Linked DNA regions of Homo sapiens: region 2 is linked to region 1. Evidence: read pairs that join two places in POLR2A ChIA-PET (ENCODE). Cell type or tissue: A673. All regions are shown on one strand. Each heading gives the region's core, and the rest is flanking DNA. Links, peaks and the distances in the headings are about the cores only.

Region 1 (13,112 bases), core at 2,447-10,446:
TTTCTCGGGAAAGCCAATAAGTAGTAAATGTTGTCACTTTACATTAACCAATATTTCTCAAAAGCTGTTTGTTTTTTAAATTCTTTTTTTTTTTAACTTTTGTCTGACTGGGTTAATTTAAAGGATCAAACTCTGAGCTCTGAAATTCCTTCTTCTGTTTGGTCTTGCCTGTTGTTAAGACTTCCAACCGAATTTTGAAGTTCTTATAGGAAAATTTTCAATTCTAGAAGTTTCTGTTTGGTTCCATCTTAATATAGCTTAATATAGTTCTGTTGCCTTTCAAGTCTTGGATAATTTTTCTGGCTTCTTTGAGTTGAATTTCAACTTTCTCTTGAATCTAGTTGAGTTTCCTTGTCATCCATATTCTGAGTTCTATATCTGTCATTCCAGACATTTTGTTCTGATTTAGATTCATTGCTTGGGAGCTAGTGGTATTATTTTGAGGTGATGAGAAACTCTGACATTCAGTTCTTGTGCCAATTCCTTCTCATCTCAGGGAGCTGATGATTCGGAGACTTTTTTTGTTTGTTTTTATTTTTTTTAATTTCAGTGGTACTTCTTTATTTTTTATTCTTTTTACTCTTGATGGCATGACCGTGATATATGTTGCATATAATCAATTGGCTTTATTTTTGAGTGCTTTCAAGGTGCTGAGGCTCCATACAGGTTCCTTGGCTGCAGATAGATTCATGCAGTGGCTTTCTCAGATGTTTCTTATTGCAGTGATGTATTTTTGTTTGGTGGTATATTTCAGGCTATAGTTTAGCAGATGGCACTTAAGAATAAGAGCTAACAGATAGGGGTGGTGGCCGAGGCAATGGAGAGCATAAAAAGTGTCCTCTCTCAGCATGTGTTCACCTTCATTGGGGTTGGAGAGGCTAAAAAATCCTGAGAACTGATTTCTTTTTCTTTTCTTCTTCTTCTTCTTTTTTTTTTTTTTAGACTGAGTTTCACTCTTGTTGCCCAGGATGGAGTGTAATGGCACGATCTCAGCTCACCACAACATTCGCCTCCCGGGTTCAAGGAATTCTCCTCCTGCCTCAGCCTTCTCAGTAGCTGGGATTACAGGCATGCACCACCACACCTGGCTAATTTTGTATTTTTGGTATATATGGGGTTTCTCCATGTTGGTTAGGCTGGTCTCGAACTACTGACCTCAGGTGATCCACCTGCCTCAACCTCCCAAAGTGCTGGGATTACAGGTGTGAGCCACTGTGCTTGGCCGAGAAGTAGTTTCTTTCAGCTCATACTCCTCAGGCCCTAACTGGGCCACTGCTGAGTCTACAACAGTGCACTGAAGAGGGGAATGGAGGCAAGAGATGTCCCCATTGCAGGGGTCATCCATCCTACATGTCTATTCCAGGGCTTTTGTGCTGCTACATTCAATACCTGGCACCATGTTCATGTTTTCTTTGACCCAAAAGAGCTTTGGGAGGCTGCACTCCCTCCTTCCTTAGGGGTAAACTGTGGTGAGGATTAGATTTCCAGGGGAGTGGTATCTGCCTCTCTCCCACTCCTTATCTGATTTTCTATGAGACTAGGTTTAAAATGACATCCTCTTCTCAGCCCTAGGTCTGGGAAAATGCCTGCAGCTTTTCCCAGTGTCTTTCCCTCTGTCTGCCTCTCCCCAAGTTAGCTCCAGGGCTTGAGAGAAAAGTGGTGCTCTCCCTTGGCCTGGGTTGCACAGATCCCCAGAGGAAAGGAGAGACATAGAGGGAGAGTAACTAACCCTCTCACGTAGTGGGGCTTCACTCATATATTTATCAGCCAAAAGCCATAACAGGGACTGCTTGCCCACCTTCTCCTCTCCAGGGTCTGGGTTGTCCTTGGCTATTCTGGTGAATTATTGTCTTTCTTCTTGAATTAACACTCTCAGAGTTCATTTTTATGTGCTATTTTCCTGTTTCCACGTGGCTGAGACATACAAAAGCCTCTAATCCACTATCTTCCAAAGAAAAGAAAACTATATATTTCTAAAGATTATATTTTATATGCTCTTTATAGTCTGAGACTGAACATTTCCAATTCATCACAAATATTCTTCCGTTACATATTTTATTTTTGAACCTCCCTTTATCTGCTATTTGCCTCACTCTCGCTGTCCCTTCTTTGCATATAGGACAGGAGAGTGAAAGTGTTTGTTCACAACACCATCTTGATTCAATCTTAGTTTTTTCTGGATTAACTATTTTATAATTTGGCCAGAATTATCAGCATGTATGTAACTCTAAAATATATATTTTTAGCTTTAATATTTTTCTTGTGCTTCAGATTTGCTTATTTCATATTATTATTTAGATTTTTTTCCCGGCACATCTAAACTCAGCATAATCACAGCTAATCTCATCATTTCCTTCCCAAACTTGCTCCCCTTCAAAACAAAAGCACAAGTGTCAATAATGGCAACATATTATAACCATTTGTCCAATCTAGAAATCTAGTGTGAGCAACATCATTGATGCTTCCTCTCCATGACCCTCAGCTCTCACATTCAGTCAATCCCAGGCCACTTTCATATGCTATCATGTGTCTTCTGAATTACGGCAAGATCTTTCTAATTGGATTCCTTACTTCTTGTCTTGCTCACCACTGGTCCATTTTTCTGGAACAGTCAGAAAGGCTATTCTCAAATAACTTCATCAATTTAATATCCTACCTAATAGCTTCAAGGCATTCGTAATGCTCTAAGCCTAAATATCACCATGAAAAGCATTATTCATTGCCTAACCAATGGCTATTTCTCCCTTTTTTTTTTTTTTTTGCCAGCAGAGTCTGTCTTCCACTATATCCACAGACAATACCAGATATCTCCTTTCTTAGATACACTTGCAGCTCAGGAGTAAGCAATAACTCAATCCTGGCCAACTGAGCCTGAGGTATGATCTATTAGTGGGCTTCTCACAAACATTTACCTTCCTGACAGAATAAAAGAGATAAGCAAAAATTATTGTATAAGTTTCTTATTGCCCCTTCAGTTTCTGTCATTACTTCTCGTTAATCTATTCAGAATATTGCAGCCATATAAGAAATATTTTAAAAGAAAATCTAATCATGACATTCCTCTTCTTACAACCTTAATTTGGCTTCCTAACTGACTCTAAATAGCAAAGTCCACACGGTGGCCTAAAAAACTTCTATATAATCTATACCCACACCATTACTGTACTCTTTTAAGTCTGTGATCTCATTCCCTACTATCTCTGCTCACCCTTTCTAGATCTGCTAATATAGCAGTGTTGGTGGCATAGATCAGTGTATTTTACTACCCTTTGAGGTTATCACAATTAGTTCAGATTGCTCAATAAAGCAATCCCTTACTGAGACAGCTCCTTTTACAAAACAATGTTTTACTTTTACATTGTACCCTCTTTCTGCGGATCTCAGCGGGTTTTCTCATTTATCAGATAATCTTTATTCATAGAGGAAGTGAGACTGAAAAAGTTGATTTCCTACAAAAGGATGATCTGAGGCTGAGAACAGTTAATTGATCCAACTAAAATCATGTGCTCAGTCAAAAGCTGTCCCCAAAACGTTATTCATTTGACTCTACACCTTTCATCTTAGATTACAAAGTAGTCAGTTTTTGAGCACATGCTGTAACAGTTTGATTCTTACATAAAGACTTCTCAAATAATGGTATAAGAAATATTGTTGTTATTTTAAAATCTTATTCCTACAAATACTACTCAATTACTAAATACTAAAATTATTAAATATTATAAATACTACTAAATAAGTATACTATATTTTTTATAAATTATTTCTGAATGTGATAAGTGAGATTGTATCAAACCAATGCTAGCGACATACAAAAAAAAAATTTGAAGAATCCTGAGAGCTTCTCATGCAGTCAAAATCTGAGGAGGTATGTAGGAGAGAAATACAGAGACATTAAAATAACACTAAACTCCTCTTGCTGTGGCATCTGCTAACTAAAAATGATTGCTGAGGGAACTGACAAGATGAGCAGAATCTCTAGACTGAACTGTGCCAGACAGAAGAGAAAGAAATTGGACATCACAACTGCCATGGCTGAGAGGCCTTGAGAACAATTCAGTCCTAGGAGACTAAAGAACTTGAAGTGAATCCCTTCTAGAGGAAGATAACAAGATCCAAAGCCTCTAATGTCCTCGCAGTTTACAGTTATTAAACCAGAACATTAAAATAACTGTGACTAAAATAATATAATAGAGCATGAGAGGTCAATATACTGAAGGATGAGATGGAGAATTTAAGCAGAGAATGTAAATTTATAGAGAAAAATTAAATAAAAAGTATGCTACTATAATTACTAGTCAATATCAACTCATTCCTCTTACTATACTTACTGTCTAAAAGATAAATGTTGAAAAAATAATACGAGAAAGACAGGAAGAGAAAAAGAAAATGTAGGAAAAAAGGATACAGAGCATTTCTTATACCATTTCTAATTACTACCATAATTTCTATGGCTTTCAGTCACAAACAACTTAATGCTAAATTTATTCTGTGGATTTTTGCACTTGGAATAGACTCACTTTTCTATGACTTGTTAGAAAGGCTAGAAGATTAATGAGCTAATGTTGAGAAAGCATATCAAATGCAAAGTACACATTTTAGAGGCACTACAGATTTCATTAAAAATAAACAGAGAGTTGTAGTGAAAGCAAGTGGAATATGTGCCGAGATGAAGTAGTGACAGTATCCTCATGGTTCCCAGCATCCCCAACTTTGGGAGAATTTACAGTTCTGAAAGTTAAAAATTCATTGGCAATACAAATAATTTGCATTTATACATTTTATACTCTGAAAATGCTAATGTTTGAAATATTTAATCACAGGGTTTTAAATTATAAACTAATGGAAGAACGAAGAGAACTATAAAAATCACTTACTCTATTTAAATAACATTTGGAGAAAAAAAACACAGAGCCTTATAACTTCTAGGCCTTACTCAAATCACTATGTTTTATGTCACCTGGAAACTTAAGACTGTTTATATTTTTGTTGACCTTTCTAATGTATCTCCTCAATTTCCATATTTTAACAAATTGTCCAATATGAACCATTAATAAAAGAGAGGAAAGATGCACTCAGAAAATGGCCTGCAGAAGATTCCTTTGACCTAACAAATGTATATTAATTATATTCATTATAGTAAATATTCTTGTTATTTAAAATAAATTTTCTAAAACAGTTACATAATCAAATGAAAATGGGTCATTTTATCATATACCCAAGTAGAACTTATCATAAAAATAGGCAAAATGACATTTAATTATTCAAACAGAAATTAGGAAGAAAATGAAAGAATAAGAGCACTTTACTCTTTTTATAGTTATCAGAATATTATATATACAGATATTGAAAACTTGAAAAATTATTTAATTCCAATATGAATCTAGTCATAATGTTCTAGGAATGTTTCCAAGTCATTTCATGTGTTAATTAATCAAAATAATTATTTTTAATATTTTTATAATCTGCACATTCTAAGGTAAAAAGAAGTTTAAAAAGACTGTTCCAGTTGTACTTTGTCTCTTCTAAATTTAAAATGTTGCTAGTTAATAATCATAATCAGTAAATCTTTTAAATCTCATAAAATTAACCACTTTCTACGATTTTCCTCAATTAGAGTTTTCCTTTATTTAGTAAACAGTTTTGAGAGTCTTCTATATTCCAGCAATGTTTTAGACACTGGAAATACAATAGTAAATAAGACAGGGAAGTCTCATGAAATTAATATTCTCTAAAGAAAAACAGACATATGAGAGGGTGTGCATTTGGTTCGCAGCTACATTAATTGTAATGGTCAGGGAAGCCTCGCAGAGGTGATGACCCATGAGCAGAAAGGAGGCTGGTAAGAAAGAGCCAAGCCTGCGAGTGTGTGGTGGTGCAGCATCCCAAGAGAGGACCAGCAGGTGCTATACGAAAGGGATCTTTAAATGTTTAGGTAATGGAAAGAAAATCACTATGGTTGGACCACAAAGCAATAGCTGTTTAGAGAATGGATCACAGAAGAACTAGAAAGCAGCAAGACCATTTAAGGAACTATTGACATAGTCCAGGAGCAGGGTCATGACGTATGAACCAGATGGTAATAGTAGAGGTGCAGCAAAGTAGTTGGCATTCAGAACAGATTTATTTGTTGACTTTTAAGTCTTTAATTAAATTCAGTCTCTGAATGTGTTTGCTTTTGATATTACATTTTTAGATTCTAATGTATCCCTTCAATTAGTTTTTATTCCTAATTAATATAATTTATTTGTTTTTCATTTAATAACTAACAACAGTTACCAGGTTGAATAAAAACATATCTGGATGTTAATAATAAATCAGCAAGTCTGAGACTATTGATAATTAAACTTCTCAGACATGGTAATGGAACAGGAGGAAAGCAATAATTAAAAAACAATTTTCTTAAATATAAATTAAATATGGTAGATTTCCCAGCTCTTCAAATATTAGAAGCTAATATGCTGAATAAGTTCTTTTGACAAACTGACTGTAATTTGAAATATGGCCAATGAAATTATTTGTGAATTTTTAATTTTTTGTATTGAACAAAAGCTTCAAAATGCATCTTTAAAAAATATGAAACTTTTAACAGGTCTCACTTTCAATATTATGAGATACAGTTTACATTATATATAAAAGAAAAAGGCTCATACATATAAAATAGTTTTTTTAATGCCGAAAAGCAAAAGCATGTATTTGGAGATCAAAAATCAACTTCAAGTCTTTCTCACCTCTAGCTCCCTTCTATGAGGCAGAATTTTCTTCAAGCCATACTAAATAGTTTTCTACTTTAGTTCAAGTCCTATAAAGCCTAAAATAATATAAACATACAGAATAAGAGAATACCAAATTTCATTTACTGGCTTTGATTTAAGAAAAATATTGAATGCATACTCACTTTAATAGAAGAAAAGCATCTGGACAAATAATGTAGATCTAAGTTGTCACTTTTATGAAACAATGTTACCAGTCATCTCATCTCCTGTATTCTCAATACATTCCAGGAATTTAAAGTTCATGTTAATAGTTTCAATAAAATTTCAAACCAATCTATGTGTAGCTATATATATACATATATATATATATATATATATATATATATATTTTGTTGTTCTTCTTCTTCTGTTTTGTTTTTGTTTTTTTGGAGACGGAGTCTCCTTCTGTTGCCGAGGCTGGAGTGCAGTGGCGTGATCTCGGCTCTCTGCAACCTCCATCTACTGGGTTCAAGCGATTCTCCTGCCTCAGCCTCCGGAGCAGCTGGGATTATGGCACATGCCACCACAGCTGGGTGTGGTGGCTCATTCCTGTAATCCTGCCACTTTGGGAGGCCAAGGTGGGCAGATCACTTGAGGTCAGAGGTCAAGACCAGCCTGGCCAACATCGTGAAACCCTGTCTCTACAAAAATACAAAAATTAGCTGATCTATGTTTTTAAACTTATTTCAAGCTACTGTATCTGGATTTTCTTGTCCAGACTTCTCAAATTTTTTTTTATTTCAAGTGAATATTTGAGTCTCTGAAATGATATACTTATCGGTCATACGCCTCATTTTAGAATAACATTTTCTGTTCCTCTATGATTTTGTAAATACTAATGTTCAAAGCTGAACTTAAATTCTAAATCCACTATGCCTTCCTCCTCCTTATATTATTTATTCTGTAAGATTCAAGTGAGATTTCATTGACAACTATGTGTGTGTGTGTTTGTGCACACGTGTGTTTGGTTCATGTTTGTCCCCACCTCTACAATGCTTTATTTTTAAAAAATTGTAACACATTCAGTTGGGACGTATACTCTACATTTGATCAATGTTTCTAGTACCTCCCATTGACCTATACTTCTTTCTTTCTTTTTTTTTTTCCGACGAGTGTTGTGGGTACTGGTTTTGATGACTTCATTCTACACCCACGCCTTACAGTTCAGAAGGGAGATAAGTTTCTCGCTCAGCTAAACACAAAATTTGAGACGTTTTGCATTTTCTTCCAGCCAGCATTCAGTGCAACAGGGATGAAAAAATCAAAAGAAATGAAATGATTTGCAAGAAATGAAATGAAATGATTTGCCGATATTATGAAATGAAATGATTTGCCCAATATTATGCAACAATATAGGATACGTGTGGAGACAGACCAGGTCCTATGTACCCCTTGATATTTGTTTATATTATTACTACATCATTCCTTACACTAAGTATCTGGTAATGGGCCCTGTCTCTTCATTAGAACAAAAGCTTCTGATTCAACTTGTTATCTGACCAATGCCAGAATATAGTGAGCATTTAATAAACAAATGTTTAATTATTTTTCCACTGTATCAAGTGGAATAAGCTGCTTCAAAGTTCCCATCATGCTCTCAGTTATTCCTTTTAGTCATTGTTTTTTCCATCTTTTAATCTTTTTTCAAATTGTACTGTATTTCTATTGGCTGTAAGGTTGAAAGGAAGAAACAAAATATTGTTAATTTGTTTGGGGCCTTTCATCATCTTGGCGCATCAGCTGGAAAAGACCAAAAGCAAAAGTGCTTGCCAAAATAGCTTATGTATTCCTGTCAATTTCTGCCTGCTGAAAACATACTTCTTTTACAGCAGCCAGCAATGAAGCTATTTGGAGCCAAAAAGCAATGCCTCTGTCTTCCTTGCCAACTTGTATCATGTTGTGCCTTTGGAACCAAGAGCTAAGATATTTTATTCATCTCTTGTCACCAAAAGAAGTTTAACTGTTTTATGATGTTTTGCAATGCAGGTGACTGGTGGAGCTGAAAACAGAGCTGTTAAACATGATTTGACCATGAAGACTGGAAACATTACATCAATTTCTCTGAAGAGGTACTGTTTTTGAAAAGAATGACTTACTTAGCACCCCCTGAAAGATACTTATAGATCTACTAATCAAGAAGAAAACAAGTAGGCAATATTAGTAAGTAAATCTCAAACTAGACCATAGTTCTAATGTCCTAATTATCTAAGCCTGTGACGATATCAATTATGTTACAATAAGCATGGATACATGACAAGTGTGTAGTAAGCAGGATTTTGAGCCTCAGAATGAAAGAGCTAAATTTAACATTGAAAAGGTACTTGATGCAAATGGCTTTAACAGTTATAAACCATCTTCTAGGACCAATTCCAATAACTGTATTTAACTAAAAAATGTATGGCAGGGCTGCAATTTTGCCAACTCAGTGTTTGTTGCCTGTGTGTACAATGTAATCCCCTTGGAGGTTGGCAACATGGTGGTCCTAACGCACAGAAGACAGGATCCAAAGAACTTATCTTGAATATTTTGGCTTTAAAATATACAAACTCTCTCTCTCACTACAGAACCAAATATCCTGTTTACATTTTGACCTAGAAGATATTAATAGTACCCGATATACCATCTGTTTATAACCTTCCAAATATTTTCCTTAAAAGTTTATTATTTAAATGATTTTCTTTTTTCTTTTTTCTTTTTTTTTTTTTTTTTTGAGATGGAGTCTTGCTCTGTCCCCCAGGCTGGAGTGCAGTGGCGCCATCTCATGTCATTGCAAGCTCCGCCTCCCAGGTTCACGCCATTCTCCTGCCTCAGCCTCCCTAGTAGCTGAGACTACAGGCACCTGCCACCTCGCCTAATTTTTTTGTATTTTTAGTAGAGACGGGGTTTCACCGTGTTAGCCAGGATGTCTCAATCTCCAGACCTCGTGATCCACCCCCCTCAGCCTCCCAAAGTGCTGGGATTACAGGCGTGAGCCACTGCGCCCGGCCTTAAATGATTTTCAAATATTATTCAATAAATTATTATTTTAGTAAAGGATCAATCAATAATAAATGCAAAAAAAAATTGAGTCAGGATTTAAATGGCAGTTATAAATTATGTCTTTAAATATTTCAAATAATAATTCACCCAAATATTTTACAATTAATGTTTACTATACTATCATCCACACCATTAATTTTGCCCTTTTTGTCAGTAGATTAAGCATTTTGAGATAAATAATTCTAAGGATAGACTCAAGAATATTGTATAGAAATGAATCCCTGACTTTAAACAAGTAAAATTGAAACAAATAAAACCAATAAGCTTACATATAAAATCAAGAACATAATTCTTATGAATATTAAAACTGCTGAGACTACATGTTATGCTTCCTCTTAAAGCTCCTAAGAACTAGTGCATTAAGTTCAGGTATTAACTTAGTTTTGTTTTTTGAGTCTATAGAAAAATATAGGTTACCTTTTTCAGATTTATGTGAAAGCTTACTCCAATTTATGTAGAAATTGTCATAGTTAGAAAAAAAGACTGTACATTTCACTTAACATATATATTAAAAATGAAATTTTACATTTTTTCCTATATGAGTTTAAATTTTTCTAGTCTCTTACAATTTGATGAAATATTAATATCCAATTAAAGGCCAACATAAATATGATTTTATTAATACATAGTATCTTACTGCATTATTCAATGCTTGTAATAAACCTGTTTATATATGGAGAAAAATGATTAAGATTAGTGGTACTCAAAGTGTGGTCTCAGATACCAGCAACAGTATCACCTAGGGCCTCTAAGAAATATAAATTATTGGGACCCACTTAAGACCTATTGAGTAGGAAACTCTGTGGTGGCCCTAGCAATGTCTTTTTAAGAAGAAGAAAGGCTCTGATTTGTAGTGTTTACCTATTTCTGGGGTGCAAATACCCCCACTATGCCAATTTCAAGTTGCAAATGTAACACCACTGAATGCACAGTGGAGAAGTGATATGTAACACTGCCTTTGGGTGATTTTGATATACTCTACGTTTGTAGATCACTAACTTGGACTATATGGAAGTGTATAAGAACACAAACTTGGACTTTAAACAGTTTTGATTTAAATAGTGTTTCTACCATTTACAGGATTACTAATTTGGTCTTGGTCAAATTATGCAACTTCTATATTCCTTAATTTTCCTGTCATAAACAGAGTCACTGAAAGTGTCTACCTCATGATATGAGAATCAAAAGAGTTAACTGGAGTAGAGTGGAGTTGCATCTTATACAGGGGTTAAGTTCCAAAGTCAAAATTTAAGGCATAATTGTCTGTAGAACAAAAGCACGCTACAAAATTCTTTTACCATGTCAGTATGTCTAACACAGACTACTTTCCCTCCATTGTAGGAGAGATCTTCATTTCTTCAATTACACACCAGATACAGCTCTTAGCTTTTATTTACAAGCTATAGTACATGAAAATTACTTGTTTTTAACACTAGACTAACACAGACTAATACACAGTAATTATTTTGTGGGAAGTCCATGAAACGAGACCAACGAGAGTGCAGCCAATTCACGTCTCACACTTGGCTCACTACAGGACATACTAGAATTAAAATTATTTTTGCTGTCATTATAACGGCTGTCGTTGGGATTACGTTTGTTGTTATTATTATTTATTTTTTCTTTCTTTTAGGGAGTACGTAGCAAACATTTTAAAATTTACTCAATTTAAATTCACTTAATTTAAATTCAGATATTAGTATTTTTATACCAAAGTATTTGATGCAATTTAATTAATGCAATTGCATTGCAATTCAAGTAATAGTAGGTCTTCCACAGGTAACTTGTTAATATTATTATTTTTGTTGGTGGATGTATCTTACTTAAAATCAAAAATGAACAGAGTCTCAGAAGTTTTTCAAAGTCCCCTCACACCCCGAAAAAAATGTTGTAAAAACAGTAGAGATAAAAAGCATAACACATCATCTGGTTTCTTCCCACTCCTTGAGTAAAGTTAACACATTTCTTAAAAGTAGGCCAGTCCATTTTAGTTTTACTACTTTCCTACAAAGACTACATCTATCTTACAGTTCAAATTTTACCAGAATATCTCTTTCTATATTTTATCCCAATATTCTGAGCTACATAATACCTTGTACCAAAATAAATAATTCCTCTTTACTCTGACATTTGCCCTATTCAAATACATGTACAAATTAACCTACTTCCCCTTCAACTTAGTTATAAATATGTACTCGCTTTAATCTTTCTTGATAAGACAGCCCTCTAATCAATTTTTGTCCTCCCATTTCAGAGCTAAATTCAATACATGCCGTAATTTAACTCTTAGGAGAAAGCTTACCATACAGAATGTAATGCATTTTAGTTAGAATTGGAAGATTTAAAGGCACACTTAGAAAAAAACACTCACTACTGTAAATGCATAATGGAGATTTACCTAAAAGACATTGATTTTATCTTGATATATATTCTGAAGCTCATTGATGTTTGAAAACTTTTAGCTCCTATGTACCTGAAAGCAATAATACATTTTTTTCTGGCCTCTTAAGAATTAATGAAGTTTCCAATATCCATCATCTGTGAGCAAAATAAATAAACCTCAGGTTTTTAAGTCTACTGTAATACCTGTCAGAGATATTGGTTATTTGGATATTTCTTACTTGATCACTGGAGGTGATGGCTGATGATTCTCAAGAAACTGAGAAGCAGGTACAACAAGGAAGCTTATGTAATAATTAGCATAACTTTATAAGGAGATTTTTATGCATTTCATTTTATATTGAGAGATAATTAGGAATGCTTATTGATACCTTATGTTCCAGAACACCAAAAAAATAAGTATAGTATCCAGTGGCAAAGACTTCCTGACTCCTATACCTTTTCGACCTTGAAGAGTGAGTCCAAGACCAGGCATCATTTACTATAAGCTGACTTAAGAGCCCTTGGGCCTTAAGGGAACATCAGAGGCAATCCAGCAGTACACCTATGGCCTAGGGTGGCAGTGGCTACAGGGTAAACTTCTCTGCCTTTGGAAAGGGGAGAGAAGAGTGGGAAGGAGTGCCTGCTGTGTTTTGAGTGTTAGCTCAGCTGCAGTACCATAGAAAACCAGGTCAACTTCTAAGGTTTTTACTCTAGTTCCTGACTCCCAGTATCTTTGGACCACCCAGGGCCCAGGGAACCTCATCACCCTGAAGGGAAGAACACAGGCCTGCCTGGTTTTGCCATTGCCACTGTTGTGTCACTGCCCAGAGCCTAGAGCAAACGACATAGGTAATAGCCAGGGAGTGGTGATAGCATGCCTTGGACAAGATCCAGCACTGTGCTGGCTTCAAGTCTGACCCATTGCAGTCATAGTTGTGG
Region 2 (13,112 bases), core at 3,351-11,350, 1.0 Mb after region 1:
CCTATAACCAGATTATTTAAATTATTGACCATGGGGCTTCATGTTACCTAAATATTTCCAGAAAGTTTTCATCTAGGAACAGAAGTAAAACTTGGTTTATGAATAAGTTTTAGTAGGAGAAAAAAATGAAATCTCTTTACAATTACATCCCAGAATTTGCCAAGTTCAATATCACGACTAAAATAATTTTACAGAGTTTTTAATTGCAGGTAAGAACCCCTCTCAAATATTAACCTTATTTCTCTCTGGCCATGCTTTACATTTTGTTAATGATTGATAATGAGGAGGCAGTTAAATAAAATGTTTACTTGAGACTAGGCCTCCCAAATGTATACACAAATTATTTTTTAAATCAGCAACAAATAATTCTCAATGTGTAAATATTTTTAAAGTATCTGGTATTTCTAAAATAGCTCATGAAAGAAAAATACATTTAGGAGTTATTTGAAAATTAGAGGAGGCCGGGCACGGTCGCTCATGCCTGTGATCCTAGCACTTTGGGAGGCCGAGGCGGGCAGACTGCCTGAGCTCAGGAGTTCAAGACCAGCCTGGGCAACACGGTAAGACCCCGTCTCTACTAAAATACAAAAACTTAGCCTGGCATGGCAGTGTTGTGCCTGTAGTCCTAACTACTCGGGAGGCTAGGGCAGGAGAATTGCTTGAACCCGGGAGGTGGAGGTTGCACAGTGAGCCGAGATCGCGCCACTGCACTTCAGCCTGGGCAACAGAGCGAGACTCCTTCTCCGAAAAAAATTAAAAAGAAAATTAGAGGCAATAAGTTCTGTCATATAATCTAGGAAAGTGTATAAATCTGTGCTGAACAATTTACAGAATCTAGGAGAATGAAACACAGTGGTTGTGTCTGTGTGTGTAGTTGAGAAGGGGTAACGTCTTAGTCCATTTGTGCTGCTATAACACAATTCCTGAGTCTGGGTAATGCATAAATAATAAAATTTATTTCTCACAGTCCTGGAGGCTGAGAAGTCAAAGATCAAGTTACCAGCAAGTTCAGTGTCTAGTGAGGGCCCAGTCTCTTTAAATATTCATGAATAAGTACAAGCAGGCAGTGGGTTGTATTCATAGTTCCAACGATTCAACTTCTTACTCATTATCATCATCTTTTCATTGTCTGGAAAACTGGTTCCAGAAGAAAAAAAAAAAAAGACTGACCGTTATAACAAGCCAGACATCATTTCCGGTGCCAGCTTTGTTGTCTCTCCACAGGGACTTAGTCTGCTTGACCTTCATTAGCTCATAGGCATCACAGCTGCAAACGCTCAAACATTTTGGCATTTTTCTTTGGTGCAAAGGTTAAATAAAAATGGATTTTAATAATTTTGACACAGAATTAGAGAAAGAGATATAGATGAAACAGATAAATAAATAAATTGCTTCCTCTAGACCCTGGGTAAGAGAACAAGCAAGCACCTGTTTGCCTCTCACCCAGGGTGAGAGAAGAAGAAAGCACCTCTCTTGATGACTGAGATTTCTGCCATGACTCTGGAATTTGGGAGATCACTCTGCAACTTTTCTTTCACTTGTATAGTACTCTCCACCTCCCCGTTAGATGGTAAGGTACATAAAGAAATCTGCAAATGTTTCGTCGCTTTGTAGCTCAGTGTTCATCCGCTTGTTTCCTTGTTTTGTTGTTGTGTTTATTAGGGCCAAGTACTATAACAAACTTTACGTAAGGTATGTGATTTGTATCCTCCCAGATGCTAAGGAAATGGTAACTTAATAAGGTTTAATAACTCAGTCAAAGTTAGCATAGTTGATAAGTAGCAAAGCCAAGTTTCTTATTCAGGCTGTCCAAATACAACAATGAGGCACTTTAACTTGTACTTCTAAGCACCTGTTTAGTGATCATTTTCATGAGATAGGATTTAACTCTCAACTCTCAGCCTTTCTGGATGGAATGTTCTCATTTGCCATCTCACCTCATCTATAAGCTTCATTATCCCTCTAACCACCTCTACTACATATCTCTTTTGTCTCTTATCTTCTATTATAGTTTTGTTAAAGGGCAGCAACCATATTGCACCTAGTCTTGATTAAGCAGGCATGCCATTTGTCACAGAGCCAAGCAAGAAAATTCCTCATAGTGGTCCCCTTAAGCCATTGCTTGGAACGTTTCCCAGAAAGCACAGTGCATCCTATCCATACCCTATCCACCATACCGTGTGTAAGAACATTAATATCCATTAAAAGTTTCTGATAAATTTTCAATCAAATTTTTAATACAGCCCAGAGAGAAAGATAGTTTCACATTATCTTGAAGGTTTGATCTTAGTAAAGATTGCCTGTCTTTCAGAGGGTTTAGAACAAAGTATGCTGCATTTCAAAAGAAGTCACCACCTCCTTCAATGTCTGAATGACAGTAAGGTAATAAAACTCTCCCTTACAGGAATCACCGGGTTGCAAAATATCTAGACTATGAAGACATTTGCTGGCAAGGTATCAAGTGTGTAAATGGAACCATGGCTGATTTTAATTTTATGATGGAATGTGAAACTAAAAATAATTATTTATATATATTTGTGTATATGTATGAGTATGTATATATTCTGAATTGCAATATATTGTTATGTATGAATTGGACTATAAGCTGCTTCTAGAGTCAGTCTATCCTATGAATAGAAATTGATTATAATAACATAATAGCAAGTATGGTACCTGGTTAGAAATACCACACGAAAGAGAATTCCCAAGCTAAGTACAGTAGGCAGAATTCTAAGATGACCCTGAGCCACACCCTTATATAATCCTCCCACTGAGTATGAATAGGATTTATAACTTGCTTTTGCAAAAGCAAGTTATAAGGATTTATAACTTGCTTTTTTTTGCTTTTGCAAAAAATTGCAAAAGTGGTGGGATTATAATTTGTTTCTATAACATAAACAAATATAAACTCCCTTGATTGGGTTGCATTACACAGCAAAGATGATGGGAAGTTGCACATATGATAAAATAATTTTTATATAAGACTATGTTAGCACATTGTAGCAAGAGATTCTCCTGCTGGCTTTGAAAAACTTAGCTTCCATGTGGTTGTGAGAGGGTCATGTGTCAAAGAACTCTGAGTATCCTCTAAGAGCTGAGTATGTGGCCTGACAGCCAGCAAAAAAGCTAGGACCTCAGTCTTAAGCCATCAGGAACTGAATTCTGCCAATAATTACTTAAGCTTAACACAAGAATGTCCAGTAGATGCTGTTAAGAAGCTCATCAATGGATGAATGAATTTTTTAAATGTGGGAAACATACACAATGGAATATTATCCAGCCATAAAAGAGAATATCGGCTCACTGCAACCTCCACCTCACGGGTTCAAGTGATTCTCCTGCCTCAGCTTCCAAGAATAGCTGGGATTACAGGCATGCACCACTATGCCCGGCTAATTTTTTGTATTTTTAGTAGAGATGGGGCTTCACTATGTTGGCCAGGCTGGTCTCCTGACCTCAGGTGATCTGCCCACCTCAGCCTCCCAATGTGCAGGGATTACAGGTGTGAGCCACCGTGCCCAGCCAAATCCTGTCATTTGCAGCAACATAAATGGAACTGGATATCACTGTGACTAACACTTAGACAGCACTAGAAAGACAAATATTCCATGTTCTTTCTAATATGTAAGAGATAAGAAAGTTAATCTCATGGAGGTAGAGAGTAGAATGATAGATACCAGAGGCAGGGAAGGGGGTCGGGGACGATTCTATATTTCAAAATAGCTAAAAGAGAAGATGTGAAATGTTCCCAATACAAATAAGTGAAAAATGTTTGAGGTGATGGAAATCCTAAATACCCTGATTTGATCATTACACCATGTATGCATGTATCAATATATCATATGCACCCCATAAATTGGTACAATTATTATGTATCAATAGAGTTTATTTAAACAGAAGTTTAAAATTGACATCCATCTGGTAACTAAGCTCAGGACATGTTACCAAATTGAAGTATAATTGCTTTTATCCAGGAATCTTAAAAATGTAAAAATAAAATCTCAGGATAATTATACAGATTGGTATTTATTGAAGAACCATGGGTCATATGAATATATCCTCAAGGAACTTAATTATCTTGACAAAAGCATGATAGCATATGAAACAAATATGACATACAACTAGGTGTATAATTGTATTTGTGTGTATTTATCTTGCTTTGTGTTTGCATATGTCTGCACGTGTCTCTATTTTTATAAGTGTGTATACACATATATGTATATATATTCGCATGTCTGTATCTATATGTATCCGTTTCTATGTCTCTGTGTATCTGAGAATTTGTGTGTGTGCCTTTGTATTTGTTTTTATATGTGTATGTGTGTTGTGGGAGTTTGTGTGTGCATCTATATGAGTGGCAGAGTGTGTGTATGTGTCTATGTTTATGCGTCTGTTTGTCTGTGTGTACAAAAGGCTTGAAGGAGATGAAGAAAACACAAATTATCCTCTTCAAAGGCTTTTATAAAAATTAGTGAGGAGTAGAGAGAAAAACACAATACAGAAAAACAACGACAAAAAATCCACTGATTTTGGACTCTGCAATCTGGTTTTAGTTCTAATTCTGTGATATGTTAGTTCTGTGACTTTGGTAACCTGCTTCAGTTCTGAGTCTTAATTTTCCCTATATAAAATGAATTAGATCTTAAGAACATACCGGGCATGGTGGCTCACGCCTGTAATCCCAGCTCTTTGGGAGGCCAAGGTGGGTGGATCACCTGAGGTCGGGAGTTCAAGACCAGCCTGACCAACATGGAGGAACCCTGTCTCTACTAAAAATACAAAATTAGCCGGGCGTGGTGGTGCATGCTTGTAATCCCAGCTACTGGGGAGGCTGAGGCAGGAGAATTGCTTGAAACTGGGAGGCGGAGGTTGCAGTGAGCCAAGATGGTGCCATTGCACTCCAGCCCGGGCAAGGAGAGCGAAACTCTGTCTCAAAAAAACAAACAAACAAAAAACAAAAAGAAAACTATCTCACTGCTAGTAGAAGTGTAAACTGGTACAACCATTTTAGAAAACTGTTTGGCTCTCTTTAATAAAGTTGATCATATTCATGCCATATGACCCAGCAATTGCTGTCGTAGGTATCTATAACCAGTACAAATGTGTACATATGTTCCAAATGTACATTAGAATGTTTATAGCAGCACTATGTAGTCCTAACAGACTAAACTGAAATGAGAACTAGCCTAAAACTAGAAGTGTCCCAATCCCCATTCAATGAACAGATACACTGTGGTATTTGCACCAATGGAATACCATATAGCTGGAGAATGAGCATTCTGTAGCCTTACAAAAATACGAATGAATTTCACAAATATAGACAAAAGAAGCTTGATACAAAGAAATCTCATATAATTTATATATAGTATATGAACCAGCAAACATGATCTTAATCTACACTCTTTGATGTCAGGATAGTAGTTATCCTTGAGGAGCGGGCAGTTACTGGAAGAGAGTCTAAGGAGAAGAGGCATTGTCAGTTTCCTACTGTGTGTGCTGGTTAACTGTGTTCAATTTGTGAAATGTCATGAACACATATGCTTCTGATATGTGTGATTTTTTATTAGAATATTTCACATAAATATAATTTTTTAAAGCCTCACATAGTATCAGGCAACTATGATGATCGAATAGGAGAATGCATTTAGACATGATTTAAACAAGCTCATCACTGCAGCTCTTTAAAAAAAAATAGTTGTCAAACTCTGGGTAATGACTACTAGTTGGTCATGTAATCAATTTATAGATTGTAACCTGTATTAAATAAAATGAAAAAGACTAGAACAGAAAATATTGGAGTGCATTATATACTGTATACTGTTTTGTGATATAAACATCCATATATATGTTTATATGGGTAGAGATGTAACATGTACATTTTATTCTGAGTCACAGTTAAAAGGAGTCAAAATTATTGCTTTAAGGGGCCCATGATATAAGTTCATAAAGCCTGTGTCTAAATTATGACTCCCCGTGTCTAGATTATGACCAGCATTGATTCTACATTAGTTAAGTGAAAGGCATTTTAATAAGGGAATCCCGGAGTACAATTAAAGCACTTCCAATGTATATTATGAGTAATCCTGACCGTTGGCCTTATCACTCCTGGACATTTGCCAGAAGACCTAGGACTTTCCACACTGTGTAGCCTAGAATTCTGCAAATTGCTTCCACCATACAAAAAGCTTAGGTTGTCCAAAATTGGAGTTTCTTGAAAATACATAGCCTCTGTTTCGACCACTTTTCTTGGTAACCTTGTAGCAGATGTAGTGAGTGGTAGCTCTGTGTACCAGTGAAGATGCAGAATGGAAAATATTGTTCATTTGCATAGTCTCAAAATAATGGGATGAAGATAGTAATTAATAGCTATATTTATACCCCTTGATTTAATTAACTCCAGCTAAGATGTTTGTAATCATGTGATTTTATGTTTGGGTAAATGTGTCAACGTGAACATTAGTCACTAATACAAGGCAGCAAGAAAAAAATTAAAAAGCCACCAGCAGAAGGCAGGCCTCGGTAGTTCTCAGTTTTCCACTTTGGGATTTTTTATCCATAGAAATCACTAGTGATGCTATTCTATGACAGAAAGTTCTCTGGAGGGTGGAGAGAAGAGTGGTATAGAATAAATACAGGGGTGAGCAAAGGGTAGGGTGAGGCTTAAGCCTAGAGCTCTTTTGATATTGAGATTAAGGCAGGGTAGAAAAAGGAAGTCTCTTGTGGTAGGGCCATTTCACTTCAAACCTACTCACCCTTATAAGGGAATAGACTAGAGTCATCCCAGCACTTTGGGAGGCCGAGGCAGGTGGATCACCTGAGGTCATGAGTTCAAGACCAGCCTGACCAACATGGAGAAACCCTGCCTCTACTAAAAATACAAAATTAGCCAGTCGTGGTGGCACAAGCCTGTAATCCCAGCTACCGGGGAGGCTGAGGCAGGAGAATTGCTTGAACCTGGGAGGCGGAGGTTGCAGTGAGCCTAGATGGCGCCACTGCACTCCAGCCTGGCAACAGAGCAAAACTCTGTCTCAAACAAACAAACAAAAAACAAAAAAACAAAACAAAACAAAAAAACTATCCCACTGCTAGTAGGAAAGGAGATGTGAAATAAGGAAACCAAAGAGGGAACATAATTGGAGATAAAACTGTTTAACTAAGGGGCAGAGGTTATTCTGAGGATCTTGGCAAAATCAAATGGGGACCAAAAGATGGTGGAAGAAGGTCTGTTCAGAGGGACAAAATGTTCAGGTTTATTATAAGACTAACATTTTTGAGAAGCCATTTAGATTGGATTCAGGTGGCAAAGCACATAAAGAAAAGGGGTTCTGGGTAGGGTTGCACACTGACCAAAATAGTAGACATGGTTTTGAGCTGAGTAAAGAAGGGTTCGTTCAGATTTGCTCTAGTTTGCGTCCAAACCTCCTGATGCTTCAAGTCAATGAATCCACTTCACATCTGTGTGGATTGGTCACATTAAATAGAAGAAAAGAAACCTGAAAAATCTCCACAGTATGCAAGAGGCTTCCTTTGAGCTGACTGAAGCTAGCAGCACAGAGCACAAAGGCTCCCTGCCTTTATCTCAGCCACATGGTCCTGCTTTATGAAGGGTCAGATGGGGAAGAGAAACCTCACATCAGAGTTAATGATCACAGTCCTGCTTTGCTAATTAATGCCACTGACTCATGTGGTGTGAAAACACAACTTAAAAGGCTCCACACCAGCTGAGAAATCTGGGCTGGCAGAGGAAAGTAACAGGAAATCCTTTACATAACTAAGAATCAAGGAGAATCTTTCATTTTCTGTTAATCATATCTTTTAAATCTATAATTTCTGAGTAGGGCAGGTAGGCAAAAATCAAATCAGTGCTGCCCCAACACACTGGTTCCATTTTAATGAAAAGCCATCGCCTTCATGTTTCCTCTTATAAGGGAATAGACTAGAGTCACCCCATGTCCCAGTCTTTACTTTAGTTTTTTTTTCCTTCTAATTATTGCATAAGCAATTCTAACCCTTGAGTTTTATAAAATAACTTTGCAACGGAGCATTTTAACTCATGATTGCTTTAAAAACGAATGAGTATGCACTCTCATTGACATATAAATTCATAAACATACATGCATGTATATGAGGTTCTAAGAATATATATTATTGAGACTTATTTTTCTGGGATACGGTAAGCTTTAAATAGGAACCTAGTATTCTGAAGGAGTTCATGGATCCTGTTAACTAGTTCATTTGCCAGTCACAGTGTGGACAATTCTTTCTATAGAAAATAATTTCAACATTATTCTATCAGGGTGAAATTCTGGACCAGGGAAGGATGCAAGACACTCATACATGTGTATATATTATTTTAAAACTCAGCCCAGGGGTTCAATTCTTATAGCATGTGAAATTTTTGAGGTATAAATATTTTTGGGGTAGAGAGTGAGTCAATCTCAGGGTATCAAGATAACTTGAGACAAATTTATGTAATTACTTAGCAAGTTTTCACCATAACACATTTTATATTTTAGTAGGTATATAAATATGAGTATAGTACAACTATATATATGCACAGATTTGCAATATAATACTTTGATTTCATAACACCTGCTCAAAATGCTATGTTTATTGTTGGGAAAGACAAGGCACATGCCTGTCAGTTGAGATTTCATTTCCATTTTCATTGTAAAGGGTTGTAAGCTATGATCTATTCTAGATCTTACTCCATAACCCTCGTACCAAGTCTAGTATTCCACTTAAAAAAAGAGAGATAGAAAATGCAACATCACTTTTACAATTCACAATTCACACGATTTCTTATTAGCACTAATTATATATAAGGGTAGGTCATTTTGTCTGAAGCCAACCCCTAACATTAATTATTGCTGTATTACTAGAATGCTAATTTGGGAAGTTTTCAATTGGTCTTCCTTTTGCAAACACAAGATAAAGCTAGGCTTTTAGTTACGAGACAGGTTTAATTTCTTTTGAGTAAAGGGAACAATGGTAGTACTAGCTTGGCTTTACAATAATATATAGTGATCCCAGATAAAGCACAAATCTGTGATGTTATTAAAACACAGAGTTCTATTTTAACTGTGGGTGATAATAGTACTAGAATGTTACAAAAAGGGAGTGTGCATGTGAGTGGGATTCTGCATATGAATATTTGTGTATATTTTTCTATAACCCAATACACACATATGAATGGTTAAAAGAACATAAAAGCATTTTACCTAATGACTCATCACCCACTCCCTGCTTTGTTCTAGTGTAGTCAGAGTTGCACATTAACTTGGATGCTAACTATGCTCCCGTGGTAAACAAAAAGGCAGAGAACCTTGTGCATCCAAGGAGGTCCTGTAAAGGGCTCACTCGGTGAAAACATCTGCAGTGCCTATTTTAAATCAAGGCCTCCAAATTACATCTTTGGTGAAAGTAAGATACTCACTGCACAGTGAATGAAGGGGCATGTGCCTCACAGTGACGCTACATTAAGAGAGAAAGAGAGAAAAAAAAAATCTAGAAATAACCAGAGAGGGAAGAAAAAGATAATAAAAGAGAGTGAGATGGAGAATGGAAGACATTCACAAATATCTCTAGGGTACAACAAAAAGAATGCTAATGTCTTGCTCAAATCTTGAGAAATCCAAGGATTGTAAAATCTTTTTGTAGCCAAAACATTAGGAATCCAAGGTAGGAGAAAGGAGACATTCTAACTTCATCAGGTGAGAGTTTACCTGTGAATTTACACTTCTGCCTTTAGAAATCTCAGGCTTACCTCATCCTTCCAACACATGAGCAAGAAATAAAGTGAGAATATTTCTCTTTACAATGCATTAGATCTAATCCAAAGAGAATGCCTGTGATTACAAACTTTTGGGAGACTACACGTTAAAGTAGCACTTCTCAGAGCCTTTTACACGCTAATAAATTCTACCAGTGTTTAAGATGGGAAGGCATATAATATGTAGCGAGGAAGTAGATCAAGGCTCCCTTTATCCAGAGCATTTACAGTGAGGGAAATTATGCTTCCTAAAACCAATTTTGGAAAAGGCTGAATTAGACTTTTCAGTTAAGAAACGTAACAATACCTTATATTAAAAAGAACAGACCATTATACAAGCTAAAAAATGGAAAAAAATGAAAAACTCATAAAAAAAGGTATTTCAAGGATTGCTTTAGGAATTTTTTATTGTTTGGTAGTTTCATAATGATTTTAACAATCAAACTTGGTAAGAAACTTATTTCTACAGTCTTGATATTTGTTCTTTCTGCATGTGGTTATCTTTTACTGAATGCATAAAATAAAATCACGCTTCAGCATTAAACTTGGCTTTACAAGATTAAGATATTAGAATGTGGAAAAGGAGGCAAAAATTTATGAACAAAAACCCTAGCAATAACTGGAACCATCTAGAAACCCCTGTAGATAGGGCAGGATTGTTTGCTAAATATACTAATTAAATGAGGCAATGTATTAAAATGGTTTACATTGTGTTTGGCACCCAATCAACACCCAATATTAGTAAAAATTTTCATGTGTTATTGATATTCTTATGTCATATACCACATAAAAAAGGGGTCTTTATAAGCATAGAAATGATCTCCTAGAAATAAAGAGAGGAAACTAACAGGTAATCTCCTAGGCTGATTCATACACTATATGCGGCAGAAGGAGCTTGTGCTTAATCTAATTTAATCCGACCCCCCCAACCGATCTAATTTAATCTAATCAGCTGAAGTAGGTTGCTATTCGTTATAGTATAATTTAGCCAAGGTTACCAGTGGTCCTACACAGACTTTGTCAAAATTATCTTTCCGTACCACCATGCAGCAAAACGTTGGCCTGAAAGTCTGTTTCCCCACATGATCATTCCTCTTATGAATATATTAGTGCTTTATAAAAGCGACTTGGGAGGCTGAAGCAGGAGAATTGAACTCAGGAGGTGGAGGTTGCCGTAAGCTGAGATTGCACCACTGCACTCCGGCCTGGGCAACAGAGTTAGACTCCGTCTCCAAACAAAAAAAAGGACTGAAAGGAGTCCGTTTGCTTTCTTCTGCTTTTTAGCCATGTGAGGACATAATGTTTCTTCACTTTTTTGCTCTTCTGTCGTTTGAGAAAACCTAGATGGCACCATCTATTGCCATCTATCAGGAATAGTCCTCACCAGACACAACTTGATCTTGGAATTCCCAGTCTCCAGAACTGTGAGAACATTCTGTTATTTATAAATCACCCAGTCTTAGGTTATTTTGTTATAGTAGCACAAATGGACTAAGACATACACTATTACTATTCTAGTCTAAATCACTCTCCTAGATGACTTTAGCAGTATTCCTACTGACTAATCCTACACCATTCCTCTCCCTTCACTATCCTGTCCCCACAGAACAGCCAGAATGGTTTTTGAAAAGTCAATCAGATCACTATCATTCCCTCGATTAACTCCCTCTAGCATTTCCTATTCCACTTCCTAAGTGGATTTATGAAATAAATCCAAATTCTTTTTTTTTTAAGATTATAATTTTTATGCTCCCTTTTTACCCTCCCATTCTTCCCATGCTCCTCAGTTTGTTTCTGTTTCATGGCATTTGCTGTCTGTCATTGTTCCTTCTGCTTGAAACTCCCTTTCCTTCAACTGACATATACCTGTCTCCTAGTTATTCAAGTCTTAGGTGCAACAGTTTCTGAAGTAAAGGGGCAGAGGGACCTTCTATCCATGACTGTGTCACCTCATTTAATGGCACCATCACTCTCGATTCATAATGCTCTGTGTTATAGGTTGAAATGTGTGCCCTCAAAAAGATGTATTAAAGCCTTAAGTCCCAGGGCCTCCAAATTTAGCCTTACTGTAATAGAATTTTTATAGAAGTAATCAGGTTAAAATTTGGTTATTAGGGTAGGCTGTAATCAAAAATGACTGATCTCCTTACAACAAGTGGAAATATGTACACAAAGACAGACATGCACAGAGGAAGATCAAGTGAAGACAAGTAAAGAGACGGCAGTCATGAGACTGAAGCAGTACATCTACAAGCCAAGATAATTGGCCAAGGACTGCCATCAAATGCCAGAAGCTAGAAGAAAACAAGGAAGAATTCTTCACTAGAGTGGTCAGAGAGTACACGGCTCTGATGGCACCTTGACTTTGAATTTGTACCCTCCAGAACTGTGAGGCAATACATTTTTGTTGTTTAAACTCACCTAGTTTGTGGCACTTGGCAATGACAGCCCTAAGAAATTAATGCTATGTTTTCATTTTTGTTGCAGCACTTGTCACAGCTGCAACCACTTCTTTGGTTTACTGCTATAGATCACTTTCCACACTAGAATGCAAACTCCCCAAGAGGCAAAGACCTGCATGTCTGGTTGTATGCCATGTGACCTGGATTTGGGAGAATGCTAGACAGAGAAATTGATGCTCAAAATATATACAATAAATGAATGAATGATAGAATTGAATGGGAGCATTCATGAAGCTTAAAAGATAATGAACACAAATACCTCCAACTATTGCCCTTTGTTTTGTTGGTTTACTTCATTGCTTGTACTTGTCTATGCATCCTTTAAGCCCAATCCTTCTGAAGAGTACAATTCAATCTGAGACTACCTATAAAGGTCTATACATTATTATGGAAACAAAATCTCAGTGGATCTTACTTAGTGCCTAGATGATCATACCTGTAAAACGTCAGTGCCATCCCCTAGGAAGAAGGGGGAAGCAAAGGATTCTTTGAATAAGAAACATAGTAAAAATAGTACATAGTTTCTGTCTCTGGCTCTATACAGGTGTCATGATTTGAGTCAGTTATAGATGATGAGAAACTTGATTGCAGGTATTTCTAAACCAAGGTATTCAATGAATACTTATGTTGGTAAACTGTGTTACCTCTAAGTTGGGAAGCAACAAGGTATTGTAGTTAAAAAAGTATAGGTTCTGGAGGCAGAGACCCCTAAAGTTCAGGCCCGTTTAACTTACCAATGTGCAAACTTGAACCAACCTTGTATAAGTTACCTTCTTTTCTAAGCTCCAGCTTTTTCAAAAGCCCCACCTAATTGAGGAACAACGGTATACACACTAAAATGTTGATGAGAAAATTAAGAGATAATGCATGCATGGTGT

Evidence for each region. ChIA-PET counts read pairs that join two places held together with the same protein. Peaks named below come from ENCODE experiments on the same cell type or tissue, not always from the same donor. Only the 100,000 strongest peaks of a DNase experiment are listed, where the experiment ranks them.
Region 2: POLR2A ChIA-PET joins it to region 1 with 5 read pairs; 1 of 35 experiments calls an interaction of 5 or more read pairs at or near these places.

What each region holds. Positions count from the first base shown.
Region 1 is chr11:39,136,373-39,149,484 of GRCh38, forward strand. No RefSeq gene overlaps it. Among named protein-coding and RNA genes, the nearest start is that of LINC01493, 490 kb to the left of the region's middle. In A673, for the core only: no CTCF peak of the experiment used is centred there; DNase peaks (open chromatin) are centred at 3,389 and 3,899; H3K27ac peaks cover 2,460 bases.
Region 2 is chr11:40,161,013-40,174,124 of GRCh38, forward strand. All of the region lies in intron 5 of LRRC4C (leucine rich repeat containing 4C), which reads right to left. Among named protein-coding and RNA genes, the nearest start is that of LRRC4C, 1.3 Mb to the right of the region's middle. In A673, for the core only: a CTCF peak has its summit at 6,995; a DNase peak (open chromatin) is centred at 7,689.